Linked DNA regions of Homo sapiens: region 2 is linked to region 1. Evidence: read pairs that join two places in POLR2A ChIA-PET (ENCODE). Cell type or tissue: Panc1. All regions are shown on one strand.

Evidence for each region. ChIA-PET counts read pairs that join two places held together with the same protein. Peaks named below come from ENCODE experiments on the same cell type or tissue, not always from the same donor. Only the 100,000 strongest peaks of a DNase experiment are listed, where the experiment ranks them.
Region 2: POLR2A ChIA-PET joins it to region 1 with 6 read pairs; 2 of 35 experiments call an interaction of 5 or more read pairs at or near these places.

The regions. Positions count from the first base shown.
Region 1 is chr14:100,568,013-100,570,512 of GRCh38, forward strand. All of the region lies in intron 1 of BEGAIN (brain enriched guanylate kinase associated), which reads right to left. Among named protein-coding and RNA genes, the nearest start is that of BEGAIN, 18 kb to the right of the region's middle. In Panc1, no CTCF peak of the experiment used is centred here; no DNase peak of the experiment used is centred here; H3K4me3 peaks cover 1,976 bases; H3K27ac peaks cover 1,816 bases.
Region 2 is chr14:100,409,496-100,411,995 of GRCh38, forward strand. The region is part of intron 2 of WDR25 (WD repeat domain 25); the gene reads left to right. Among named protein-coding and RNA genes, the nearest start is that of WDR25, 34 kb to the left of the region's middle. RefSeq lists enhancers at 371-872, 873-1,372. In Panc1, no CTCF peak of the experiment used is centred here; no DNase peak of the experiment used is centred here; H3K27ac peaks cover 78 bases.

The sequences.
Region 1 (2,500 bases):
ACAGCGGGCACGGCCGGGCAACCCCGCGGGGCCCCGTCCGTGGGAAGCCCGGCGCCGCGCGTCCCCAGCTTCCAGTCCCGGCCGCGGCCCCCGTGACTCAGTGGGCGCGCCGGGCCGCGGCCGAGTAACAGGTGAGCCCGCCCGGGCCGCCGCGCTCCCCGCACCGAGTTACGCCCCCCGGGGCGAAGAAGGGGCCGGCCCGGGATGGCCCGGCCAGGGGCGATCTCGGCCTCGCCCGGAGGAGGGGGACTCGGCCTGTCCCCGTTAACTCTCCGGCGGCCGCGGCCCCGCTGCTCCCCCCGCCCCGCCCGTTAACCCTTCCTGCCCCGCGCTCCCTCCCGGAGGAAGCCGAACCCCGGAATCGCAGAACCTCCGAGTCGGAGAATGTTGGGGAATTCGGGGCCGTGCAGGATTGCAGAACCTGACACTCACACAATCCGAGGGCGATGGCATTTGGAGCCTCGACTCCTCAATCAGGGACCCGCTGCCCTCAGATTCTGGGGTTTTGGGCCTGGCTTGCCCCTCCCGGGCCCCAGGGATTAACCCGTGAGCGCCCGGCTCGCCGGCGGGGCTCCCTGCCTTGCTTGCGCAGACCCGCCCGCGCGCGGCTTGGAGACCCTCCCTGCCCAGCCCCGCTCAGCCGGGCAGCCCCTCCGCGCGCCGGGCAGGGGGACCCACCCGCCGCCGTTAACCTTGTGGGCGCGGGCGAGCGACGGGGACCGCGAGCGGCCCGGGCGGGATCGCACTTCCTGCGTGGAGCTGGGGGCGCCGGGCGGGCTCTCTATCACCCGGGAGAGGCCGCTCCCCGGGGCTTTGCCCGTCTTTCTGTGCCGTGACTGGCACTCAAGGGGGACAGGGGTCCGAGCTCAGGGACCACGCGACAGACCTGGGAAGACTGATGACTGCCCATCCCGGCCCCTCGCGCCGGGCGCCGCCGCCGCGTCCGCCGGGAGCGCGCTCCGCTCGGGTCCGGGCCCCACGCCGCCTCCCCCACCGCCCCGCCGGGCGAGGGCGCAGCCCGGCCGCAGCGCCAAGCTAGAAGGCCCGGCCCCGGGGCCTCGGCCAGGCTCGGCCACCAACTTCCCGGGTGCTCGGGCCGGCCTTCCGGCGCTCTCCCGGCCTCAGTTTCCTCACCTGAAAGCTGGGGGGAAGGGGGAGGCAGCTGGACGAGGCGCTCCACTGCCCTTCCGCACCCGCGGGCTGCGGATCGGCTGGGGTGGGGGAAGGAATTTCAGGGGAAGGGATCCCTAAGGCGCCCGGATGGCGGTTCCCCTCCCCAGACGCTCTAAAAGTTGTCCAAGACCACAAGCCTGGACCCCTCCATAAACCCTCCTCCTGCAAGACAAGGAGTTTGCCGGGAAGACTTTGCCGCCGGCCAGCGCGACCCCCACACCGCTCTCTTCCCCAGGCCCACCTTTCCGGGTCCCCATGACAGCGCTTCTCATGCTAGGTCCCAGCATACAGCAGGCGCTCAATAAACACGGACAGTGCATGCCTGGATCCTACGGCACTGGAGCCTGTCTTTCCTGGCCCTTTCCCCTCCTGGCTGTGAGCTCCCGGGCAGGAGCCCTGTGTTCTCACCAGGACACCCCCAGCACCCAGCAGGCTTGGCCTGCGCTGAGCCAGCGCAGGGTGGGAGGAGCCGTCCACTCAGAGGGTCAGACCTGAACCAGGATCAAACCAAACCCAAGAAATCCAAGTGTTCCTCCATCCACGGACACCCACTCGTTCACTAGCTCTGGGCTAAGTTCTCCAGCAGAGAGGGGACAGCAGACAAAGCAGAGAGGGGACAGCAGAGGAAGCAAGCTCTGCTCTCCAGGGGCTAATGAGGAAAACCCCCTCCGCCCCCCTCCGGTCCTGGGAGGCCACCCTCAGCAGAATGGCCACGGTAGTCATAACAATAACGTCCACCGCCCCTTACACATCATAGCGCTTCCCACGGCTCCTCACCACAGCTCTGCCATGGAAGCCCCGGACCCCCTATGCGGGAGCAAAGCTCCAACAGAGAAGAGGCTTGCTGGAGATCCCGCAGCTGAAGGGGCCCAGCTGCGCCTGGACCCCACTGCTCAGGAGCCTTTCCCACCCAAAGGCTGTCTCTGGTTGCCAACCTCAATCACTCACGGCGAATGACCTGCCAGGGAGTTTGTCTAAAATTAATAAGAATGTATTAAAATTTAATTTTAAAAATCTAGCATTAATTATTTACATTGAATGTTTCAGCCCTTCTAAAAGGCCTGGATGGGAATTCCCCCCACCCCCAGAAGGGAACTGGGGGGAAAGGCAGGGGAGGTTGCTGAGCTGCCCTGGTGGAGCAGTGGGGGCTGGGCAGGGCAAGAGACAGGCAGGGAACAGGCAGCCCCTGCCCTTCAAGCCTATTCTAGAGCCTGAAGCCTGGCTTTGATGCTGCTGTAGCTCAAATCCTCCTCTGACCCATTGCCTTCGGGGCAACCACTGCCCTCCCCCTTGGAGGCTGTATCCTCCATGCGGCCCTCTGTGGGAA
Region 2 (2,500 bases), 160 kb before region 1:
CACCTGGCACTTGAAAAGATGAAAAGTAAGAGCCCCATCATTGCTGTTAGGCACACAAAGGAGGAGAAATTGCTGTGGGTGATCCCTGGTTGTATGAATATTGAGAAGAAATTAAGTAAAGGCTGTGTTTCCTGACACTGATGTATTAGAACATGGAGTAACTTTCTACAGGAAATTGGAACAGGGATCCCTTTAAATTGAATTTGAAGCTGTGAATAGCAAACCTGCACTTGGCCCTGTGTGTCCTAATGCAAGTTAAGTAAGCAGTTTCCTGGGTGAGAGTTAAGTACTTTAGGGATATGGGTTAATGTTGAGGCCAATGTGGCTCAAGTTAATAAATTGCCTCTCGCGTGTATTGTCTGTGAAGATGCAGAAGAGTAATTTGCTTCCTGCAGAGCTGCTCCAGAATTCTCATACTTAGTTTATTAGATTTTTGGCCCAATACATTTTTTCCCTCTCATTGGTTTTGTTGATAATAATTACTCACCCCCTTCCATCTCTCTATGGATTTCTCTTGGTTTTAATTGTTTTCAGTAGCCACAAAAGTTTACCATTTCAGAAAATAAGTGTTTTAAAATAAGAATAGTCTTGGCCAAACCCCATCTGAGTTTCCAGAGGGAGACAGTCAAAGCTCTATTGTTAAAGTGATTCTGGGGGCAGTGGCCACTGAGATTAGGAAAAAGCCAGCGCTCCCTTCGTCAAACACGTCAGTGCTCGTCCCTGGCCTAGGGAGCTCTCTGGGAACTGGCTTCCTGAGGTTTTTACATATGCTCTGGAATCTGGAGTGAGGGTGTATGCGTCAAGGGCCTCCCAGGGAGACGGTGGAGGATACAGAGGACCGGCTCCCCCATGCTGCTGGTGTTTAGTTCTTGACCCTGTGGGCTCAGGGGGTGGAGAGAACATCGAGAATTGTACCCACCACTAGGCACCATGTGAGGGGCCAGCAATACCTAGCTCACAGTCTAATAAATCAGTTAATTAACAGGGTAATTATAAGTTGCACAGTGGTATTTCCTGGGAAATGGAGAAAAATGGCTGGGTGGGTAGGGGAGAAGACAGCATGCAAGCTGAGGTTGGAAGCCTGAGGAAGACATGGGTCCGTCCTTGCACGGAGGACAGCCCGTGCCGAGGCTGAGAAGAGCTTGGTGTGTGGCAGGAGGTGGAATGCAAGGCAAGATTTGTCTTCAGATTATTCCTTATAAAGAGAGTGTTCACTTTATACTTGGGTCTTTTAGAATTTTCTTAAACTACAGGACACTCACTTTTGGATGCGAAGTTTAAGCAGATTTTTTTTTTTTTTTTTTTGATACAGAGTCTCACGCTGTCGCCCACACTGGAGTGCAGTGGTGCAATCATGGCTCACTGCAGTCTCTACCTCCTGGGCTCAAGCGATCCTCCTACCTTAGCCTCCTGAGTAGCTGGGACTACAGGTGTGCACCACCACGCCTGGCTAATTTTTGTATTTTTGGTAGCAATGGAGTCTCGTCATGTTGCCCAGGCTGGTGTGGAACTCCTGAGCTCAAGCAATCCGCCCGCCTCAGCCTCCCAAAGTACTGGGATTATAGGTGTGAGCCACCCTGCCTGGCAAAGCAGATCTTTTGATACTTTGTCCAGAACATAATTGGTTTCAAATATTTACCCATCACACATTTAAATAGTCTCTGGTAAGCCATTTAATGGTAGATCCATTCCTGAAGGCCATGTTGCTTTGTGCTAGGCTCAGACCCCAGCTTCCTAGCTCTGTGATGCTGGGCAAGCAACCCCAAGGTGCCTCTGTTTCCCCATGTGTAAAACAGAGAAAATAGTACAGAGGGTCTCATGCTCTTGGGTCACAATTCCCTTAGTGCCACTGTCACATTTTTCACAGCACTCCTAGGCCAAAACAAACAACTTAATTAACAGTCCTGTTTACTAAGGAGTGAGGACCAAACAACTTAAATACTTATGTTGTAACAACACCTGTTGGTTCTCAAACATTGGAAGTAGGTTGGATGCTGCCACCCTCATGGTCTGTTCCACATTGATTTTCACTTGCTTTTTGCTTTTTTTTTTTTTTCTCGAGATAGAGTCTTGCTCTGTCACCCAGGCTGGAGTGCAATGGTGCAGTCTTGGCTCACTGCAACTGCTGCCTCCCAGGTTCAAGCCATTCTCCTACCTCAGCCTCCCTAGTAGCTGGGACTACAGGCACCCGCCACCACACCCAGCAAATTTTTGTATTTTTAGTAAGACAAGGTTTCACCGTGTTGGCCAGGCTGGTCTCAAACTCCGGACCTCAGGTGATCCACTCACCTTGGCCTCCCAAAGTGTTGGGATTACAGGTGTGAGCCACCATGCCCTGCCTGGTTTTTGCTTTTTATCACGGCAACTATTGAAAACTCAGCTTTGCAGAGATATGATGTCATCTAAAGAAATGCAAAAAGATCTAATGTTGAATGTAATGTTGAAACCTCAGCTAGCAGTCTGCATGTTGTCTAGCAGATATTGCTGTTTCCCTTAAAAT